3 separate regions of the Homo sapiens genome follow, and all the other regions are linked to region 3. The links are chromatin loops, found by intact Hi-C in ENCODE. Cell type or tissue: Calu3. All regions are shown on one strand.

Region 1 (8,000 bases), 130 kb before region 3:
ATAATTACGTTATAGTACGTCATACCCAGGATTACTATTATAGAATAGTGTAAACCTGTAAGAATGTGTGTCCTATAGAGTCAATTAATGACCCCAATTCTTTGTCCCCTCTCAAGGGCAGGGCATTTTCCCATGCTTTGACTCTGGGCTTGACTATATGACTTGCATTAGTCAAACAGAATGTTATCAAACATGGCACAACCAAAGGTTTCAAAAGTTCTTGGGCAGAGGAACTCGTTGTCTTGCTGCTCTTGCTCCTTTGCCATAACCAGAACACGCCCAGGCTACCATGCTAAAATGTGAAGAGCACATGGAGGAGAGCTGAGTTGTCACTATGTTGACCATCCTACACCAACCAGCCCCCTCCATCACCCAGCTGACTACAGAGAGACACATGGGACAGCCCAGAGGAGATCTGTGGAGCTAAACCTAAATCAACAAAAATGCCAAGACAATCATAGACTTCCAAGACAAAAATCAGTTGTTTCAATCCTTTTACCAAAACAGTATATTAGTAAGGATAATTCTGATTAGAAAATGATGTGATAGAATGTTTAAAATGCCATTACCTAATCAGAATTTTTCCTAACAATTTATCTTTTTGAAAATTGAACTGAAACAGCACACCTCACCATTACTCCCCCCTAAATATTTCTTTCCTTATTTGGCTCTCTCAAGAATTGAATTTGTATACAGTACTCCAGATTACATTCAGTATCAAATTTACCCTTGCTAAGAGTATAGAGTTAGAATACCTCAGCTTATAACAGAAACAAATTTCTGTAAGGACTACTTACTTCCAGAATATAATGTTTTAACCAGGAACTAAAGATAATTATTAACAGAGTATTACATCTAAAAGTGTTTCTTTTTCAAATCAAAAATATAAATAAATCATACAATTGTAGAAACATAAAATCGAAAGAATCCACAAGAGATGCTAACGCTGGGTCAATAAGCAAAAATTTAAAATCAGCATTCATTTTAAGATACAAATTAATATGTGCATCTCTTATTGATGTTTTCTCTCATTTTATGAAAATACTATGCTATCTAGAGGAACTGGAATCATGATTTGTTTCCCAAACTACTGCAAAGCAGGTACTTTCTTAACAAACGAATAGCAGACATGTTTTTCTGTTTAGGTAAATGTTAATAATCACAGCTGCTTTAGTAATTCAGTTATTCAGCAAAGACATTGTAAACTACTTGAAAAGGAACCATCTGGCTTGCAGTTGTAACACTGAAACCAATTAAAGCATTCAAATGACATTTTGTTTTTCATTTTAATCTGTAAAAATACATTTTGCAAGTTCCAATTAGGGGTTGATTTTTCTCTATTGCTTTTATAATATGAGTCTGACTCAAATAATTTTTAAGTTCAATAAAGCCATTCCTATAATTGATGTTATATGGAACACCAGAGGATTTAAATAATAAAAAAATATAAAATATACATACACTGATATACATAGACACAAATAGTCTAGTACACAAAATTTCCATGTGTCAAACTGATAATAGGGGAAAATGTCCACCATTTTGCAAGAATTCGTTAGTTAGGAATACCCTAAGAACCTCATAATCTAGTTAAGGAACTGTATCCACTAAAGAACAAACAGCTAAATCACAGAACTCAAAGGTTGTAATCAGAAAGTACTTTTTTTCACCCACTTTTCCTTTCAATTTATTCAGCAGTCTGAGCTCTTCTCTTTGACCTTGGAATAAAGCACAGGTAGCCCCATGACTGCTCTCAGTTTTCAACAAGAAAAAGTACTAGAATCACTGTGGGTTTCAAAGCTTCAAATGTTAAGTCTCAGGTAATTATCAAAGCATCCAACTCCATTCAAAATTAGATCTATTCTTGGTTCCCCAGGTGGAGCCTGTAGGTGTCAATGAAAAGAGTCAAACTCTGTAAAATATTTGAAGAGATTTATTCTGAGCCAAATATGAGGGACCACTACCTGTGACACAGCCCCAGGAGACCTTAAGAACATGTGTCCAAGGTGGTCAGGCTATAACTTGGTTTAAACATTTTAGGGAGACATAAGACATCAATAAATACATGTAAAATGTGCATTGCTTCTACCCAGAGAGGTGGGACAACTTGAAGTGGGAGTGGTGGGGAGCTTCCAGGTCATAGGTGGATTCAAATATTTTCTGATTGACAGTTGGTTGAGTTATTATCTAAAGACCTGGAATCAACAGAAAGGAATGCTTCAGAGCTCTTACCAGACCTAAAAAGATGCCAGACTCTTAGTTAATTATCTCCTGGATAAGGGAAAAGACCTGGAAAGAGAAGGGGATTCTCTACAGAACGTACAGTTTCCCTGTAAGAACAACTTTTTAGGGACATTTCAAAATATGTCAAAGAAATATACTTTGGGATAAAATACCTCCATTTCTTTCAGGGCCTGCTGTCTGTTATGTGATGCTATACTAGAGTTAGGTTGGGATTTGGTGTCTTGTTGCTACAAAATGTCTGTTTTATCAGTCTAAAAATCTCTGTTTTATTGTTAATGTTGGTGAGTTGCACCTGAATTCCTAAGGGAGGAGGGTATAATGAGGCATGTCTAACCCCTGCTTCCCATCATGGCCTAAACTAGCTTTTCAGGTTAACTTTTGAATGGCCTTGCGTGATAGAGGAGTCCATCAGTCAGTTGGGGGGCTTAGAATTTTATTTTTGGTTTACATAGGCCTGTTGTAAGTAAGAGGCCAATAAAGGAGGGGAGGTACGTTTTTATATTTTTTTCTCTCTTGCACTTTCCTTTAAACCTTCACTCCTGCACCACCATCTTGCTAACTGTGGTTTTGAACCTTTCCTCCAGTGTCAGAGGAGGGAAGAGGGATGACTGGGGGCAGGAAGTTTTTATTAAATACTTGACCACTACTATCTTAAGTTGCCTTGTGTGTTTTAAGGGCTGGCAAATGTTGAAAGTTAGCACTTTCTCTTCTAGGAAATTTTTGTATATTTTTTGGAATGTCCCATTCCAGGTGCTCTCTGACGTGCAGTAACATTGACTAGGGTGAAGGCATGGCATTTCAGTGGTTGCTCACTTCTCCTGCTGTAAGGGATCTGGTGCTTCACCTCTAACTTCACCTGAGACTCCCTTGCCATCTGTGGACCTGCATTCACAGTATCTTATAAAGCATCTATGTCAAATCCCTCTCTTGGCCATATGTGATGTACAGGAAACACTCAGGCATCCTTGACCTCCACAATATCTGGGGCAATGGGACAACCCCAGTAGCAAAGCTTCATTCTACCTCCATGCAGCTAGCCACTCCACTGTTTTCTGTACTTCTCTGGGACTCCCTAACTGTGGGCCATTGCTCAGCCTCTCAGAGGAATTGGTTAGAAATCCTCTGCCTTGACTTAAGATGAAGAGGCAATCATGGGTTTGTTCAAAAAATCCTCTTTACAAATCTTTCCTCACCCTCTACTCTCTTTGCTGTTTATATTCCCAATGAGACGGTTTTTTAGTCAAGGGTTTTTAGTCAAAGGGATTTTTAGTCAAGAAGCCCATTCACAGACATTTCCTTTGAAAATTTTCATTTTGGTCTTGCATCTCACTTTAGAATTTCACAACCCATTACATTCTAATATTTCAATTAAATTTTCACTTTGGTATCTGGCCTTAATAGTAGTTTTTTTTTCCATAATGATCCTTAGCCAGAGCACATTTAAATTATGTACAGAGAAAATATTTCCATCTTTAAAACAATAGTAGCATTACAAATATTTAGCACCTCATATAAATCAGCTCTCTATATTCTCTATAATGTTACAGAATGGAGTACTAATAAAATAAAATAATTAGTTTCTCTTTGTAGTGGCTATTGCCATTGTTGGTCTGGCCTAGTCACCCTCCTTTGAAAAACAGTTCCACATCTTGACAGTAGGTGGAATCATGTGACCCAGGCTGTACCACTCAAAGAATGCTTTAGTCCTGGGCACAGGAATTGGTTCAGGAATAGGTCTATGCTTCCAGGTGAGTCAATTCATATTCTTCCCTATGATTTTTCTGCTAGAGATGATAAAATACTATCTTTTCTCCCTGATTATGAAGCTGAAAGCATGAGACCCTAGAACTTCCAGCAGCTATGTCCCTGACACCCAGAAAGAAGCACTATTAGAGGTTGAGAGTCTGAAACCCCTAAGGCTGTCCTAGTGCCTCATATCTTCCTTTATGTGGTCAACTCCAGCATCTCCCCTATGAATCTTATTTTTCACTTGAGTTAATTTAAAAGCTGTTTCTATAATTTTCAATCAAACATGAATGGGCTCTTGATTTTTTAATTCTCAAAAGGTATATCGTACCTAAGATCATAAAATGTTTTAAACCCAAATAAACAAAAGTAAGCCTAACTTTAATAGCAACTATAGCATTGATATTAAAAGTAGCTGTAATCCTTCTAAAGACATGAACAAAGAATAAAAGAAGACATTCTACTATTTAAAATTCAAGGGAATAAATTGACAGTAGTAATAAAAAAGATAAGCATATCTTTTCAATTCCCTGATTTTGTGACAACTAAGTGTTTTAACTCCTGGTTCTTTTAGATGCTTTGGTGGGACTAAAGACAAATGTAGCGAGTTCAAAATAGACTAATTAATGGTGAATGAGGACATTGCTTTCAAGTACAGAATACACATAGTAGGAAGATGAAAATGTAAATTTCTTTTCTCAACAAAAGCAAAAGAGAATATATAGAAAGCACTAATTTTTAAAGAATACTTAAAGTGGCAGGAAAATTAACACATCATACGTGCCTTGCCTAGATCCAAACATTCCAAAATATACATGTTTGCTTTTATCTATTTATCACCTCATTGAAAAATGACTTTAAGTAGCAAGAGAGTATTTGGACGCCTGCCTTCCAACAGTTTGAATACCCCATTCAAAGAGTCTCCAAAATACATAAGACACCTTGTGCTCATATCATCTTATCATCTCCATTATTATTTACTTTCAGTTTCAGATACTTTTTATAGAAAGCATAAAGGTGAAATCTATTTATGATCTGTGCAGCAAACCGCCATGGCACACATTTACCTATATAACAAACCTGCACATCCCGCACATGTACCCCTGAACTTAAATGAAAACGTGAAGAAAAAAAGAATTTAGAAACATTTGTCACATAGGTAACATAGTTTCATATTTAAATAGCAAGCTGACCTGAATTATATTCTTCATTTTGTTACTGAGTGCAATTTAGAGTATGAGCGTATAAACAGGTTCATGTAGAATAAAGAAAGTCCATTGAATGAGTAACTTATCATTGATCTGCGGTTTCAAATAAATTTTAACTACGTTAAGAAATTCATTTACTAACTTGCTATCACATATTAATGTGTTTTTTTAATTTAACAAGTATATAATAAGAGGAAATTTTCCTCATCTTAAAAGAGTCTTATGATCAAATAGAAGCGATAACCAGGCAAATTCAGAACACACATTAAAATGTCATTATAGTTCTAATGGAAGTGTGTGTGAGTGTGTGTAGGCATGCATGCGCTTATGCACTTGTCTATGTAAGATGTAATCTAATTAAAGAGGACCTAAATTTACATAGGTATGTAAATTCCACAGAAATGGAATTGGGAAATTGAAGAAGAAAACTTCACAGAAGAAATAATATTTGATTTCAGAATTGAAGAATCAGCTGGAGTTTCCCAGGTAGCAAAGTGAGTATAAGGCATTCTATGCAAAGGGAATATAAGATACAAAAGCATGAAGATGTGAGAAAGCAAATGAAGTCAGTAACCAGGTAATTTAGTATGACTAAATCCTAAGGTGAATGTTAAATGGTAAAAGAATAGGCAATCAATAGCTATACTATGAAGTACAACATGTTTGGATTTTTCTCCTGTAGCTGTAAGAAGTGCATTTAAAGTCTTCTGGGTGGGGATATAATATAATCTAATTTTCAGAATTAAAAATTTATATTGGTGCATAAGTGACTTTAGTCACCATCCTACTTTTTAGGGGTCTATATAACTACTATATTTATATAGTTAAAGAACATAGGTGCTGGATTCAGATTGAAAGGGAGATAATTAAATATAATAAGTATTAAATACAGGCTGGGTGGAAGACGGTTGCCAGCTGGACCACTTGAAATCTATCTGAACTTCATAAAACACATAAGTCTTCTTAATAGGGACCCCCTGTTTCATAATGCATTAATTTTAAAAATTATATTTTAATGTTATTTATAAATAGTCTTGAAACACTAAATTTTCCAAATATACCTCTAAAATTAAAAAGATTATTAGACACACATTTTAAATGAGTTTATTTTTAAAAGTAAGAAAATAGCTTGCCAAAATTGTATCATTGTAAACTGGCTTTTCTTGTTAAATAGAGGGAAAGGTCATAAATCAAATATAATGATTTATATTTTAATTTATATTTATATTTTCTTTTTGTAAAGTAGACCATTCAGAACAGAAGTAACTTTGAACTACTCTATTGTCAAACATGTATCTATTACCTTTCATATGATTTTCATAATCCATATAGTTATCCCAGACAATTGCCAGAGCTATATGTATTTAAACAGTGTTTTGCTTCCTCTTAGCTTGAATTCTCCATCATTTTGATTGTCAAGTAAAGTTGAACTAGTGAATTTGGAACATCAAAATCTGATCTAGGATAACCATTGGTTACTGTGGTCAATCATGACTTTATGGTCTCTTTTACAGAAATGAGAAAAAAATTGCAGTAAAAGAGTATTTGTACAAATTATTCAAACAGTAGAAAAATTTAATCTCATGGCAATAGAAAATAATAGCTAACATAGTCTCTTCTTTGTAAAAGTCCTCAGTTTCTGCATTCATAGAAGTATAAAACATTTTCTTTTTAAAAAAAGATAGCACCACTACTTTTTTAAAGGCCATTTTTTGTGTTTTTTTCTGTTGTTGTTGTTTTTTGAGAGGGTGCCTTGCTCCGTCGCCCAGGCTGCAGTGCAGTGGCACCATCCTGGCCCACTGCAACCTCCGTCGCCCGAGTTCAAGCAATTCTCCTGCCTCAGTCTCCCAAGTAGCTGGGACTACAGGTGCTCACCACCACACCTGGCTAATTTTTGTATTTTTAGTAGAGACAGGGTTTTGCCATGTTGGCCAGGCTGATCTCGAACTCCTGACCTCAGGTGATCTGCCTCCCTCAGTCTCCCAAAGTGCTGGGATTACAGGCGTGAGCCACCATGCCCGGCCTTGAGGCCGCATTCTTAAAAGCATGCAAATATATGCAGCTTGTATGAAAATCACCATGTGATGTACCTATTTGGTCACATTGAATATTAAAGGTTGCAGGGTTAAGCAGAAGGCCAAAAAAGAGGTGAGTTGACCACGTCTTCCAGGACTTTGAACCACATTTTTGGCGTTAAAAACAAAAACAAATGTGTTATCCATTGCTATAGTACTTTGGTACCAATGTGTTTTATGCACAAGGGTCATATATTTGTATTTTTCTCTACTGTAATGGATTAAGGTTGAGTCCCATAGCACTATAGTATTTGTATTTACAAATAGAAACCACATTTATTCTGAATGCATTTGTAACTAAGTGTATAATTCACAGCTTTATCGCTTGTTTTATGAATCCATTTGACTTGGGACAGAAAAAAAATAATCAAGTCTATATATTTCAGGGCCTGGTCTTTATTTATGCAGAAACTGCTTATTTATTAACATTAAGCATCTCCCATTTGGTCTCAAAAAGACATATAGTTACGTGGAAACAGAGCAGCTTTCAGTTGATGATTGCACAACTACAGATGCTTTTTTCCAACACCATCACAGCTGAGGAGGTCCACCCAAATGAAAAACAGTACTGATGAAGTGAGAAACAGAAAAGCGGTACCATGCAAATGTTATTACATAATAAAATGCAGGCCAGCACACATTTTTTAAACCCTTTTTATTAAATTTATGTGAATCAAGAGGAAAGGGTGAAAAGTATATTTACTGATGATAAAAAATATTCTCTGGA
Region 2 (8,000 bases), 240 kb before region 3:
TATACTGAAACAAATCAGGTGACAAATTATATAAGGATTATCTACTGTTTTTCAGAACAGCTGCATCATGATGCCAGAAGACTTAAAGAAAAGTTTTCCAATTTTTTACATGAAAGCTTTATAAACTTACTGCGGATGTCACTGGTACATGCCTCATCTGTTACTAGCATAATCCTAGCAAAACTGTAAAAGTGTGACAAGGAGGAGGTCAAAAGCCACAGGTTCCTTTGAATAGCTCATTTTGTAGCCTTAGTTTATAAGTCTATTACCCATTTCTATTAAATTTTTGTATATTGTTTGAGGTAACAGTAGAGGTTCATTTTATCCTTATGAATATCTAATTGGTCCTGAATGATTTATTGATTTCCCCACTGAATTATCTTGGCATCATTGTACAAAATCAATTGACTATATATGTGTGAGCTATTTCTGACTATGTAGTATGCTCCATTGATCTAAATATCTATCATATGTCATGTATATCTTGATTATTGATTCATATCTTCCAGCTAAAAAAAGATACCATATTTTACCCTCTGATACATGGAGTGGTCTCCAACTGGGAGATATAAGAGTGAAGATTCTTAGGAATCTTTCATAAATAAACAACTTTCAGGAGGCACTAGTAGCTTTTAAAGGCCTGAAATCAAGTAGACAACCACAGGAAAAAAGAGCTTTCACTCAAGACCCACAAGCAGCCACAACTACAAATTATCACACTTTGTCTTTTTCCTTCTCCATTTTCCTACTTGGTTGTTTTTCCTTTCCTCTTTGCTAGTTTAAGGTTCTGTTAACAGAGCTAACATCTAACTATGATATCTGAAATAAACATGTTACCATTGTCTCTCTCTTTAATATTGATTTTTACATCCTCAGCCACTTCATGTTGTGTCTATATGTTTTATTCAAATCCTTAGAAAACCAGCCAGGCACTGGATTTTTGTCAGGGAGTGACTAAGGATGCACATTTAGTAGTGTATTATAAGGATCTGGTATTATAGGAAACTGGGTGGCACTCCTTTAGTCTCATTTTTTTGTAATACATAAGGTAATTTCCTGGGTATTTACAGTAAATGAAATTTTGGGGGAAAATTATCATAACTGGCTAAAAAAAAAGTATCCTAAGGCCCTTTTTCATGCTGTACCTTAGAGATGAACTTTGTCTCCACCAAAACAAAACTTGAGGGTTTTTTTTTTTCACAGCTAGCTTTGATAACCAAACTTTTATAGAAATAAGACTAGGAAAGAACTAGTGTACAGATGATGCATATTTGGTGGCTATCTCACTTTTATATACCTTACAAAGAGAAGCACTACTTATCCTCAACACCAAGCTCTTTTGCTATAGATCTATTTGATAATCTCTCTAATAAAAAAGGGATTGTGTGGTGCAGTACTACTCTTATTGAATGGAAAAAAAAATACCATTACAATACTATTTGACAATTTCATAAGAGTCTTTGGCCAAAAGAGTTTACGGTCCTTAATGATTAGTAATCTACTACTCAGCTCAAACTCCTATTGGCTACTGCCCTTAAATCAGACAGGATTTTTATGTCAGTAAATTGGTGTCTACCTTCAAGATAAAGGTCAATTTGGCTATTGGCTGTTCTTGAGAGAGAGTAAAAGAGCGAGAGAAGAAAGAAGAGACAAATAAAGATGTGGGTGATTTCACTACAGAAGGAAAGGAAAGACTTTGACCTCAATTGAAGTCCAAATTTTTTTCCTGCCAAGTAATTTTTTTGTATTTTTATAGATTTGGAGGGTACAAATTTTAACCCCTGCAAGAGAATTCCAAACAGCTCTCTTCTTCTCCAAACATTTCTTTTTTATCCTCTGTGAAAGACTCCAGGAGTGAGAAGAATCCTACTTGCTATTGACTAGGAGAACTATAAAATATCTATAAGCCATAAAACTGCTTTCCCAAGATGTTCATGAAATTGAATGAGCAGTAGTTCAAAATAGAGCCACGTTAGATATGTATTGTCTTTTTTCCTACAAACCTTTTTTGGATCTTTGATATTACTAAGCAGATTCAGGAAACAAACAAAGAAAATATGAAATTAGATAACTAGCCCATACTCCTATATCAGGTGCTAGAGGTGCTTAGGGATTGGGAATGGGATCTGGTTTTGAGGGGTAATTAGGGTTCTTGGATCCTGGCTTAGATGAGGGCTGCAGACTCTGATAATGATTCTTCTCTTAGTCTTTGTTTTCAATGCAGAGCTCAAATGCATAACTTTCAGAGTCTGTTGCACAGCCACCATCCAGTCAAATGATCCAACCCATGGCCATCCAACAAAAGAACAGAAAAACAGCTGCCTCCAAAAATGCAATACATGAGCACAGCACCCCGAACAGTGGTACAGATCTGGATTGATCTTTTCCTCAGATGATAATGGTCTATCCTCCAGCTCAAGCTGAAGAACTGCCACAAAGGGGAGAACTAAGCATTGAGGCTAACTGTGTGGTCTTAAATCCCTTCTCCACAAATTATTTCAAGTTCACATAGGTGCATATACTGCATGTCCTAGTCCATTCTTCAAATATGTTTCTGAATTGTGAGAAAATACCCAATTACTTTCACTATGAACTCTAAATCCCTACATTCCAGTGGGAAAAAATGAGCAGTAATTTAGTATATCATACTAGCTGAATAAGAGGTCTCAGTGGTGTAAAACCATATATTCAAATATGTCATGACTAACTCAGCCTCTTGCCTCTCTAAAAGTATAAAATAAATGGAATTCAGTTTCTCTGTGTGTGGTCTTCAGAATAGGACCCGAATAAAATGAAGTATTATTTGTTCTAAAAGGACATCAAAGTTTGAAGAACATCTTATTTAGTCAGTGTTTTTGAGACAATAGATGTTAGTAGGTTAAGAATCTAAGTCCTATATTATTCACCACAGTGTAAAAAGCAAAAAGATCCAAAGAAATTTTTAATACAAATTTTTTTCTAAAGTTAAAAAATGTCTCAATGTAATTTTCTTCTATAAAATCTAAATGTATTAGTTATTTAAAAGTAACAACTTTTCCTAATGCTAGATGATGAGTTAGTGGGTGCAGCACACCAGCATGGCACATGTATACATATGTAACTAACCTGCACATTGTGCACATGTACCCTAAAACTTAAAGTATAATAATAATTTAAAAAAAAGAAAAAAAAATTTAAGAGAAAAATTAAAATGTAAAGATTGAAAAAAAAAAGTAACAACTTAAAATACATATTTCTTCAGGGTGATTAAAATACCCCAAATACATTTTGCCTTTTACCAATAGCAGTGTTCTATGAATGCTTCCCATGATTCCTTAATTGGAAAATGCTATATTCCCCGCCCCACCCCCAAAAAGTCTCATGTTACACACCACCACCACCATCCACCACACATAACATCTTTCACCATTGCCAACATTTTCCTGTTGTTCATTGTCTATGTAAAACAAAGACACAAAAGGTAACTTTGACCTGGTTTTCTTATTAAAATTGTCTAAATCATATGGATGTAGACTTTAGCTTCTTGCCTAAAAAATGCTGTTGAATATTTGGCAGCATTTTTGTATCAAATGTCTCATTTCTGCAGACTCAAAAGAGAGTCCCTGAAGTGTCATACTGTACATCAATATGTCAATTTCAAGCAAGTGTCGAATTTTTCTGCTTTTTTCTGTTTCTGTTTAGAACAAATGTAGAAGAGAGAGGAAAAGAGTCAAGTTCAAAAGCAACACATATTGGAAAGAAAATAACTAACTTATAATGGTTCATTCTCCTTTCTTATTTCCAGCTTAGAAACATCTTTCTGTAATTAAAGATGTACTTCTTGGAGATTAAAAAAAAAATTCTACAGCCACTAGATGTCATTGTGATGTCATTCAAATACTGATGGGCAACCATACATCTAATAAAATGCAAAAGAAAGATTTATGCAAGAAGAAAATATGATACGTCATCATTATCTTGAAAATGGTGACAAAACACTTCCTTTATCAGGGAAAAGCAAGCTAAAGTTCCTATTATCTGCTGAAAAGATTCTCCAGGAACCTTGGGAAAACAATTCACTGTGGTTACTTGACGTTGTTCTAGCTTTATTACTTCAGAAGGCCCCGTTCATTCTACAGGCGTGCTTTAATTCTGAAATTATTAAGACTCCTGTTGTTAAGTACCTAACTTAAAAGGGGAGGAAACAATGGATGTGTGAAAGCAGTTAAAGGCACGTTTTCAGGTGAAGAGGAAAAGGGAGAAGGTTGAAGAAGTCTTATATAATAGTCCCTACTTCCTCTGTGAGTTAGAGTGAAGGCAGATCAAATTTTTTGGCATGAGGGATGAAGTAGAGTGTAGCTGAATGGTAAAAAACGATGAAGATTTCAAATATCTTTTGCAGGTAATGAAAGACTGTGATAGACTGAATTGTGTCCCACCAAAAGTCATGTTAAAGTCCTGTCATCATAAGGGTGAGGTCCTAATTTAGTAAGTTTGGGTCCTTATAACAAGAGGAAGAAACACCAGCGATGCACACAAATAATGAAAACGCCACGTGAGGATGAAGAAAAAGGTGGTCATGGGCAAGCCAAGGAGAAAGGCCCCAGGAGAAATCAAACCTGCCAGCACCTTTGTCTTAGATTTCCGGTCTCCAGAACTATGAGAAAATTAATTTCAGTAGTTTAAGCTACCCAGTACATTGTATTGTATTATGGCAACCCTAGCTGACTAATAAAAAGAGGTATATAACTAGGTTAATATAGGATTACTTGCGGAGTTAACATAGAAAAATTAATTTGTAATGATGCTGTGGCAAATACTGTTAGTGGCCTCCTCGATATTTATTTATTCTCATCTTTTTCCTTGCGAGAAAATATATATTTGCATACACACGTACACACATGCACATACATACACACATATACAGTCCTTCTTAAAGCTAACACTGGTTCTCAGCAAAGAAGTCTACTGAGACATTTCTGAAACAGATTTGCTTTTCAAATATAGGTACTGTCCCTTTTCTTCTGGTTATTTCCTTAATTTTTTTCCTGACTGCTCTTTGGATGTGAGGCAGAACATGGCAAATTGCTCATGGCCTTGAAGCTCTCATTAGATAACCATGATGATTAAAGCCAAATGAAAATAATAGTGGAGCAGAAAGCTAGAAGGAACTCAAAACATTAATAACGTAGTGGAGCTACTGTTATTAAAACAATAAACATCTTATTTGGTTAAGCCATTGTACTTGAGTTATCTATTGCATTCATTCGGCTACAATCTTTGACTGATAGAGATGCCAACTTAATAGACAGATTTACCCAAGACTGAAGGTTTGCCAGGCAATTATAGCAGAAAGACTAGGGGAAAAAATGGAAGTAATTTGACCAGAGACTAATGCAAATCCAACCTAGTTTATGTGGTGTAAAAAAAAAAAAAAAGAAAGTGTTAGAAAAGGTGCTATTTAATCGGGAAAATTTGCAGAAAAAAAGTCTTAATAAAGTTGGAGAATGGATGTGGAGGGAATAAGTAAATAAAATGACAGGAAAAATAAAAGCGGTAATCAGAGTGGCACATTAGAGTTTGCCATTTAATAATGAAATAGTTTCTTGTAGCAACACATTTCATAATATAGCCGGGGTAACAGTGGCTCAATTAGAGGAAAATAAAGATCTTTAAGGTAGACATGAAGAAACGTTGTCATCTACATAGACAGTAATGACAGGTAGAAAAATGGCATAATATGAGTTTAAAAGGAAGACTGCAGGCTATATACTAAAAGTTTTAATGAAATCTGTAAATCATCAATATACTACAGTGTGGAATAGTAGAGGACAAAATAACTATGAGATGGATTGACAGTATGACATGGATTTTAAGAGGATCAATTTTATACAAAACAAGAGTAACAGAAAGTTAAGAGAATATGTCTTCCAAATCCCTTGGTACTGGAAAGTAGCTTCCACTTATCTTTCTAATGATCTTTCAAGCAGATACTTATCAAATGTTTATTAAACAAAGAATGACTACCTTCTCAATTCTTGATCATATATAATTCCCACACAGAAGCCTTCTGAAAGAATCTGATGATAAGTTCCTAAATTATTTTCCTATTTTCCAAAATAAAAAATAAAAAAAAAGAGCAAGCTGACATTTTAGAAAGGCTGGAGACTTCAGAAACTGAACCTGGCCTTCAACCATGGTGATGTGTCCCTACTTTAATGCAATTTTCTCTTAAGCATCTTTCCCTTTGTAGGACCCACTTAATTAGAAGTCCTTTCCTTCAGTAGAGATTACCGTACTCCCCATTTAGCCTCACAGAGGACATTTTCTTCAAAGCTGCTTCCTACTGAGGACATAGATTGCCAGGTGTTTATTTCTAAAGTCAATTTCTTCTTCCCTAAAAGACCAACCAGCAAATATCTGCAGATAATTTGGTCTAGTTCCTATAGACTCTCCCACTAAATAAACTTGGGGAGCCATGCCATTTCTTTGCCAAGACAAATTAAGCTTACCTGTCTCCATCTATACTAATACCAACTTCAATTTCCAGTTGCTATGCTGCATCAGGTTACTTAACATAACATTTTAACCCTAATTTTGTAGTTTATTTTTCAGCGACTACCATTTTTTTTAAAATGTGTCTAAAGAAGATACTTGATGCAAAGATACTTATCTGCTTGCTTACCCTAGTTCAGTAAATCCTACATAATCTGACTCCACCCTATCTCTCCCATTCCTACTTGTACCACTTAGCTCTTAGGCCATCTCACATCCAGCCACTCTGGCCCTCTTTATTTTCCTGACAAAGCAAATTTGTTTCTCTTTCTTCTGCCTGGAGTGCTGTACTACCTGACCATCCCAGGTTTGGCTCCTTTTTATCCTGTGGATCTCAGCTTAAATATTCCTGTTCAAAGAAAATTTTCATGACCACCTAAAATAGCAAGTCAGCTGTTCTTTATGGCATCAACAATGTTAGTTTTCTGCACTTCATTTATAACTACTGTGCTAGGCAGAATCCTGGTCCTCCAAAGATGTTCATATCTTCATTCCCAGACCTGTGAATATGTTACCTTATATGCCAAAAGAGACTTTTTATGTGACTGGGTTAAGGATCTGGAAATGGAGAAATAATCTTGGATTTTCCAGATTGACTCAATATAATCATTAGGATTCTTATAAGAGAAAAGTGGGAGACTCAGTGGCATGGAGAAAACATATGATGATGAGGGCATAAGTTGGAAGAAAGAGACCACAAGCCAAAGAATACAGGAAGTGTCTAGAAGGTAGAAAAGGCAAGGAAATGGATTCTCTCCTAGATGCAGAGGAAGCACAGCCCAGCTATAACACTTTGATTTCAGCCCAGTGAAACCAATTTCGGACTTCTGGTCTCCAGAACTGTAAAGTAATAAATTTGTGTTATGTTATTGGTTTGTGTAAATTATAGCAGCAGTAGAATACTAATACTCTACCTGACATTTTTCTTGTTTTATTTATTTGTTATTTATCATCTGTCTCCCCTTACTAGAATATAAACGCCATAAGGACAAGAGCCTTGTTTTTTTATACTCACTGTTTATATTCTTAGAGCAATATATAATAGGCACTTGGTAAGTTGAATTGAGTGAATAATTGTTTATCATGTGTAAATTTTGCATTTTGTCTGTCAAAGAATTATCTCCCTAGACATCAAACCTTTATGCTTTTTGACTGTGAAAAAAGAAACGTTTGGTAGAGATAAAAGTACATTGATCATTCTAATCTCAGTGTTGGAGGACAGTTGCAACTTAGACTCTCCTGCACTAAAAATATATTCCTTCTCATCCTGAGTCAGCACCCTCATAAGAAGGACATGATCTACCTCGATATTTGTAATTCTTTGCCAAGGCACATGCTGTTGGTTACTAATTTGATTATCTTTTTAAAATATATATATATTTTATTATACTTTTTAAGTTCTAGGGTACATGTGCACAACGTGCAGGTTTGCTACATATGTATACATGTGCCATGTTGGTGTGCTG
Region 3 (8,000 bases):
CAATCTTGGATCTTGCAATTTGACTAAATTCACTTATTATTTCCAAGAGTTTTTTTGTGGGTTCCATAGAGTTTTCTTCATACATGATCATATCATCTACAAATAAAATGTTTTATTTCTTCTTTTCAAATTTACATGAGTTTATTTCTTTCTCCTTATTGTACTGGCTAGGACTTTGATATAATGTGGAAGAGAAGTGATGACAATGGGCATCCTTCCCTATTTTGATCTTAGGCAAAGTATTTCATTTTGCCATTAAATAAAATATTAACTGTAAGCTTTTTTATAGATGACTTTATTGGGTTAAGCAAGTTCTATTTAAATACTAGTTTACAGAGAAATTTTTATCATTAATAGGCATTGACTTTTTATAAAAGTTGGAAGAATATTTCTTTATTAATACTTGAAATTCAAGATTTAAGGTCATTTTTCATTAATTTTACCCAGCACTTCATGAGCTCTCGTGATCAGAAAACTAAAGGTCACGAGAGAAGTATTCAAGATTCAAATGCAGAATTTGAAGCTGTGTCAGAAAATAAAACATCAAGGGAAAAAAGTGACTAAACATTACAAAGATCTATGCGGATATTTAACAAAACTCCTACAACATATATGAAAGATTCCTAGATAATAAAAAGGTAGTTTCACAATCAACTTGAGTGAGATGTCTAAGTCAATATAATTAAAACAGCAATTTTCCTAGGTAATATTTAATTGTAATTTGTCAATGTTTAAGTCAACATTTTATAGTCACCTGAAAGATGCAACCAAAATATTACATTGCTTTCTTTTCCAAAATCAGAATTTGATGTAGCTTTTTAGTTCAACATCCCACTTCTTGTATCACTCTACAATTCTAGGAATTTAATTAAACTATTTGGTTGTTTCGAAGTTGAATTTAGATATTTTTATAGATCCCAAAGCAAGGTGTTTCCATAATTAAATAAAAAAAAAGAATACTGCTTTATCTTGAATTTAGATAAAATCAAACAAAATTATAGTTACTTTGTGCCCAAGATACATCTGACTTTATCAGTCTCACCAAAATAAGTAGTGATGCTCTGCCCTCTGTGCTGTAAACCAGTAAGCTGCCTATATTATGTTATTTGGTAAGCTATGAAAGACCTTTGTGCTCTGACAAGAAAATTATAGAGCTCCAAATCTCACAATTAAAGTAAAGCTTTGGAAATAAAGCATTTTCTTCAGAAGGATATTTTAAAATGCACATATCATTATGGAGGGTGATATGGTTTGGTTGTGTCCCCACCCGAATCTCATCTTGAATTAGAGTTGCCATAATCCCCACATGTCATGGAAGGGACCTGGCAGGAAATGATTGGATCATAGGGGCAGTTTCCCCATGCTGTTCTCATGTTAGTAAGTGAGTTCTCATGAGATCTGATGGTTTTATAAGCATCTGGCATTTACCCTGCTTACACTCATTCTCTCTCCTGCAGCCTTGTGAAGAGGTGCCTTCCACCATGATTGTAAGTTTCCTGAAGCCTCCCCAGCCATGCAGAACTGTGAGTCAATTAAACCTCTCTTCTTTATAAATTACCCAGTCTCAGGTATTTCTTCATAGCAGCAAAGGAACAGACTAATAAAAAGGGCTAACTAAACCCTAAAGCCATTATCTTAAATTATGGTCTCATTTATTTTATCAGCAAGCTTTTACCCTGGAAAGCAGTAAGAAAGAGAATAGAAGAACATTAGATAGAAAAATTAAGTATTGATGAATGAGAGAATATTTAAAAATTAGAAAAGCATATCAGTAAGATAAAACAAGTGACCTCTCCTTAGAATACACAGGCTCAAAAGATATGCAATATGTATTTTAGGTGGATGTTAAGAATAGTCTGGGGCCAGGACATGCAAAAGAAGCCTGGCTCCTAACCAGGTCATTGCTCACCATTCTAGAAGCTGAAGAGTCCCCTGAAAAAAGAGCATGAAGAGTGCCAAAAAGATTTGTGATGGCTTCCTGGAGAAGACTGTAGGAGTAAAGATAAACTTTGCTGACCAAAACAGCTTATCTATACTAGTCCTACTGACTCTATCCTTCACTTAGAAATAAATCTTCATTACCAAATAAATATATGAATCAAGGAAAAAATGTGACTTATTTCCAGGGGATTGCCTGCAAATACCTCCCCTACTCACCTACCATGTTTTCTCCTTTCTCTTGACCTTCAAGATCTACAATTAGAATTACTCTTTGAATTAGAACAATGTTCCTCAAACTTGAGTGGACCAGGAAGAAAGACATGATCTCAAAGACCCACAGTGTTAATATTACATATACTTAAAGTTGTTTAATAATGTGCAAACACAAAACCAGGTCTGTCACTCCTTTCTGCTTGATCCCACACAAGCTGCTGTCCCTGTTTCGTGTTTTTGGACAAGGAAATTCTTTGTCAGGCTGCCTCTGATTGCATTTAACCCTAGTTACTATGCAGCCTCTCATCTTAAAGAAATACTTTTCCTCCATAGTGACAACAACAGAGAGCCAGGTTCAGGTTCACCCTACTCTTGGAACCCACAGAATCCTCCTACAACACTGGCTGGGTCTACAATCTTTCTCAGCTACTTTCCTTCAGTTGAGGGAGCCCAAGAAGGTCTGAAGGAACCAAGAGAAAGCACCAAGAGAAAGATACAGGGGGAGAGAAAGGGTCAGACAAGCAAGTTATTGCCATCAAGGGAAACAGGCAGCCTCAGTCTGCATCCCAGCTTCACCATATTGGTTGTGTGATTTGCCATTCTGAGCTTCAGGTTCTTCACCTTTCAAATAAATAATAACAATAATTGAAGTATTATATGTAATGTTTCTGGCATAGTATAGCAGTTCAAAACCTGTAACTGTTACCATGATTATGCTCTGGACTTCAAAGTAAGAACATTGTCACCTAATGTCCCAAAGCTTCTATTTAGCCAGTCAGTGACCAATATTTATTAAGCAGTGGAGAATTAGAGAACACATATAATATACCCTCCTTGCCTTCAAGTACTTATTTCAAAGAAGACCTCTAGTGTATCAAAGTACAATTTTTGAGAGGTATAGAAAAAACTAGAAATCAAAAATCCTGGATTCTTAACATAGTTTGCACTGTGCATTACCTGTGCTTCATAAGGTAATCACTTCACAGTTCTGAGTCTCATATTACTCCTCTTTAAAGCAGAGATCATGTTTTGTGCTATGCCTACCTCAAGGATTATTATAAAGCCAAATAAGATATATTAGGGCATTAATAAATATAATCTATTATTATTAGTCATTTTCAAGACCAAAATGACATCTCATCCAATTATCTCATTTTCCAGATGGCAAGACAGAATCCCATAAAGGCTTCATGATTAGTCTAACAACATACAGCTAGAGCTGCGACTCGCACTAAGGGCTGAGGTAACTCTCTCTCAGGTTGCTCGCATCAGCTTCCCCTCCCTCCCACCCTCCTTCCCCACGTATCGTCCCCAGTGCCTTAAAAAGATGAAGCACTCTATAAGTGCTAACAGTTAATCTATAATTCTTATTAAAAACGGTGAGCTGATAGAGTAGGAAAATAATCAGAGTTTAGAGTCAGGGAAGGTTCCATAAAGATGAGTTCCCAGAGCAGGTGCTCTGCAGATCACAGGATCTCATTTCAATTCCCTGTCCAGTACCATTGCTTACACGCACAGCAATAAACTCCCCCAGCATTTAGCACTCCCTGGGACCTCTTTAAAAGGCCCTCCACTCTTCTAAACTGCCCAAGTAGGCTAATTAGTGAGGCTATCTGAAATCCTTTACTCCAACTGTTCAGATAGCTGCACACTTTGGGGACCTACCAATTGTTTCCCGCTTTCCATGAGGTGGCTTATTTTGGTCAATGCAACACCCCAACACCTCTGCCCACTCCTGAAAACTCTCACCCCAGATCATCTGGGCCTTATTACAGAAGAAACTTTTGCTCTCAGTACTTTTAACTTGGAGTGCTATTTGGAAAGACTCGGCTCATAAAAAGTCTTACAGTTCCTTTGTTGGCCTTATCATGACCTGAACATTTTGTTAACAAAGCACCCTGTTAATGTTTTGACCACAAGAACTAATGTGCTTGGGGTTGATGGTGTTGCCAAAGTGATGCTTGCTCCTAAAAAGGGAAAGTTTTAATTCTATTTTCAAAATAAGTCATCTTACCCCTGCTATATTAGGAAATGTCATCAATCAGTCTACGAAGCCTGCAGTGGGTGGGTGGTGTTGGAGGGATGGGTGTGTTAATTCACTTGTTATTCCAGTTTCCCAGTTTCACAAACCTCACCTCCCTGTAGGGGGCAGGTGAAGTTCCAACAGCCCCAGTTGAAATGGGCCTGAAATTGGCCTTTCAATTACAAAACATACAAAGGTATTATCAGTGGGTGCAGCCAGGCTGATACCTAGTGACTGGGCAGAGATTGCAAAATAAAAAAGGTGATCTGAGGGTCAAAAGACAGACAATGATTCAATTCATTATTTCCTGGGCAAAGTCATTCTCAGCTCAGGAAATCCCCAGAGTCCTAAGTTCCAAAAATAATCCCTCTAAGAGCAAATCTTTAAAGCTGTCTGCCTACCTGCACAGGAATGAAGGCTGCAAGCTCAAGTCAGGAGGAAATGTAGTATAGTATTGTACAAGGTGTCCCAGAGAAGAGGCTTAAACACCTGGAAAAGGGTCACACTGCATGGTGGGGTTGGGGGAGTCAGGGGTCAGGCTACCATACTGATCTCAAGCACAGACCCCATAAGGGAAGATGACAAAAAGGGGTCCTCAAAAAGAGACCACTAAGGCCTTCAACAATCAAACCCCATTAGCCCAGATGCACAGTAAAGCAGTCTATACCAGGTCTTCCTGAGTGGTAAGTCCAAATCCTCTTGAAGAAACGACCACCAAGAAGTGGGAAAAAAAGAAGAAATGCTACCCAAGTCAGCAAGGCTCTATTCACAGACAAACTCCCTTCAACCCTTCTGCTTTGCGAGGATATGCTGATTATCACAGGATCCCCCATCGGTACCTCCTAAAGAGCACCTCTTCCTTCCCCAAAATCTTTCCCTCAACCCTGAAAAGTCATATTCTTTACATCCTTTTTGTAGAAAGGTTCTCAATCCCATTCTGCTTTGATGCACCTGTGCACTCTAGAGTTTATGTTAATACGTAATATTTACATTCTATAAAGTTATAAAAGCTTTCATGTTTTATATGCTTTATCTACGAGGTTGTTATCTCCTGTCTTATCTCCATCAGTCTGTAAAATCATTGATAGTAGAAACTGTCTACAATTTCTTTTGAATCTGTCTTTTCAGACCAAGGAGTTTTATCTTGAAATATCTGTTTTTGACAGGATGACTTGCTATGTATTTGGCAAACTGTATTCCTTACCTCTAAGTGTTAACAAAAAGCCATTAAAATAATAGAATTAATAAAGGAAAGGAAATAAGGCTAGTAAGAACTTTGGCTCAGTAAGCTGCCTCAGTTGCCTCAGCTCTCCTGAAAACAGGCCAGATATTAGAACACTTTACACTCACAGGATACTAACATCAATCCCAGTCTTGGAAAACACCCTCTTCTTCTTCATCCCCAGAGCCAACATGGCTGACAATGTTTTCTATTAACTATCATAATCACAATCCCACTGGAACAATGGTGCCCTTTTCTTTTAAATCAGAGTTCACCTTGGGCAATTTACATTCCTGACCTTTTAAGGTAAAGCCTTCTTGCTCCTTGGTCCAACCCACAAAACCCTTTGATATGTAGGAATCTGTATTAGGGTAAAAACAGTTGGTAACATGACCCAAGAGGCCTAAATTGAACAGAAACTTCTCTATCACTGGAAGAAATCAAACAGAAGTTAGGTGATAATCTTAAGCAAGGCTGTTGTCAGGGGAATTTATAAAATGAGGACAGGAGTGGGACTAACAATTATCACATGCACTTCCAACTATTAGGGTTTGGGATTATGAATGTTTTAACAAAAATAAGAGGATTTAGGTGAAACATTTCTACCAGCCTGGTCATGCATTAAGCCAGAGGAAAATTTCACCCAGACACAAAATCTTAATTCAAAGCAATAATTGGGAGTGAAAACATTTCTATTCTTAACCTCACAGCAAAGATTCAAAAAATAATCTAGAGCAAGTTTCCAGTAACATCAAGCACTAAAAGAGTTTCATGTTTTTAGCCAGAAGTAATCACTAAAATATTCCTTTAAAAAAAAATCCTCTTTCTAAATGTGTGTCCTATTTATGGAACAATGAGCAGTTTAAATCTTGAGAAAATTGTGTTCTTGTAAATACTTATTACGTAAATATAAAACATAAAGTAAAATATAATTTGTTTTAAAATTTCCAAACAAAAGATTTTACTGCTCAGGGAATGCCCTTTGCGCTTTAAACTATTAAATTAAGTTGTGTAATTAGTTGGGCTTTGTCATCAGAGTCATGTTGCTATTACATGAAAAGACAATAGGACAGAACTTTAGCAGTCAGAGTAAGACAAGCAATTCCCATGACTCGTAAACCACAAAACTGTGTGGCCAAGTGACTAAGGCATCAGCACCTGTCTTAGGCTCATATTGCCACATGCGTAAGCAGTTGTTGAAGAAAAATAGATAGTAACTCATTGATTTGAATACTGTCTTAAAAGTATATGAATCATTCTTGTTTCTATATGTTATAGCTCTGACCTAAACTTACTACCTTCTTTACAGTAATCCATTTAAGGACTAACATGTTAGGAATTACTGTGTTTATAACTCTAACACTAAATTTTCTTTGCCAAATTTTCCCTGCATAAATTTTCCTGGCCTCCTGGCTATAAACATGATAAACTACACATCCTTGCTAAATTGTCCTTGCGTCCTTTCTGAGAACATGATAGACTGTGTAATGAATGAAGGTGATACTAGGTTCACTTGGCTAATGGCAATAATTACTATGGCTTGGACAAGGTATTTATCACTTATACAGAATATTTAGCTCTCTGGTACAAATTCTGATTTGAATGGCATAAAATATACTCAGGTATATTTTTAAAAAATTATAATACATATTCACAATAGGTAATCTTTGTAGATCATCTAAGATGACCAAATAAAATATTTCTGAAAATATAACCTCACGAGTCAATGATCAAAAAATACAATGATTGAAGTTTTGTCTATAAAGTTATATCTTTTTTCCAATTTCTTTCATTCCAAACTATTTTTTCAGTCCTTTATCACGTAGCATATTCTATTCTAACAAAGGAAATTTGATTCAGGCATATTGATTTATTATAGTTTACAAATAGGTTTTTCTCCTTTCTTATATAGAAACTGGTTTGACAGAGTTGGATATAATCTATAATTGAAAAAAATTCAATAAGCATGAATTTAGTTTGTGTGTTTTTAAATTTTCTTCCCTAATTATTAGAGGTAAGTTAAAATGTGTTCATATTTTTTAGGTGTTTGAACCTTATAACAATATTTCAGAAAACAGAAAAAGTTTAAAATCATTTTACTTGCTTGAGTGCTAAGTGAATATCTTTGAAAAGTATATACTTCACTCTCATTTGTGAGCTGTCTTATAGTTATTCTTCGCTATATGTGAAACCTGACATGTAGTCTTTCAGTTTTGTCATCCTATCTGCTCTTGCACTTTAGTTAATATTATTTGGTAGAAATGCCATATTTTGATTTTTTCATGACAAGTTAATCTTTGGGGAAATGAAAGATTAAACAATGGGAATGAACAGTCAGAAAAGTAGAAAAAAAACTTTGTTCAGTGTGATATCCTGGAAGCCAAGTGAGGAATGTTTCTAAAAAGAGGACAGGATCAACACTGTCACATGCTGCTGATTTGGTACAGTAAGAGTACTCTGATGGGTTCAAACAAGTTCAATCAGAGCATGTATATATAACTATGCTCTTTCCAACTCTACTTAAATAACAATACAGAAATTTTTAAAGATCTGAACCCACATAGATAAAGAGAATGGAAGCAGGGACCACAGCAGAGGAGC

What was found. Peaks named below come from ENCODE experiments on the same cell type or tissue, not always from the same donor. Only the 100,000 strongest peaks of a DNase experiment are listed, where the experiment ranks them.
Region 1: a loop joins it to region 3, with 6 times the contacts of the local background. A loop is called at or near these places in 9 of 110 quality-filtered maps.
Region 2: a loop joins it to region 3, with 2.8 times the contacts of the local background. A loop is called at or near these places in 3 of 110 quality-filtered maps.

The regions. Positions count from the first base shown.
Region 1 is chr6:126,308,355-126,316,354 of GRCh38, reverse strand. No RefSeq gene overlaps it. Among named protein-coding and RNA genes, the nearest start is that of CENPW, 28 kb to the left of the region's middle. In Calu3, a CTCF peak has its summit at 3,878 (motif pointing right); a DNase peak (open chromatin) is centred at 3,914.
Region 2 is chr6:126,419,000-126,426,999 of GRCh38, reverse strand. It overlaps a transcript of CENPW not described here. Among named protein-coding and RNA genes, the nearest start is that of MIR588, 62 kb to the left of the region's middle. In Calu3, no CTCF peak of the experiment used is centred here; no DNase peak of the experiment used is centred here.
Region 3 is chr6:126,179,282-126,187,281 of GRCh38, reverse strand. It overlaps a transcript of TRMT11 not described here. Among named protein-coding and RNA genes, the nearest start is that of CENPW, 160 kb to the left of the region's middle. In Calu3, no CTCF peak of the experiment used is centred here; DNase peaks (open chromatin) are centred at 4,301 and 6,531.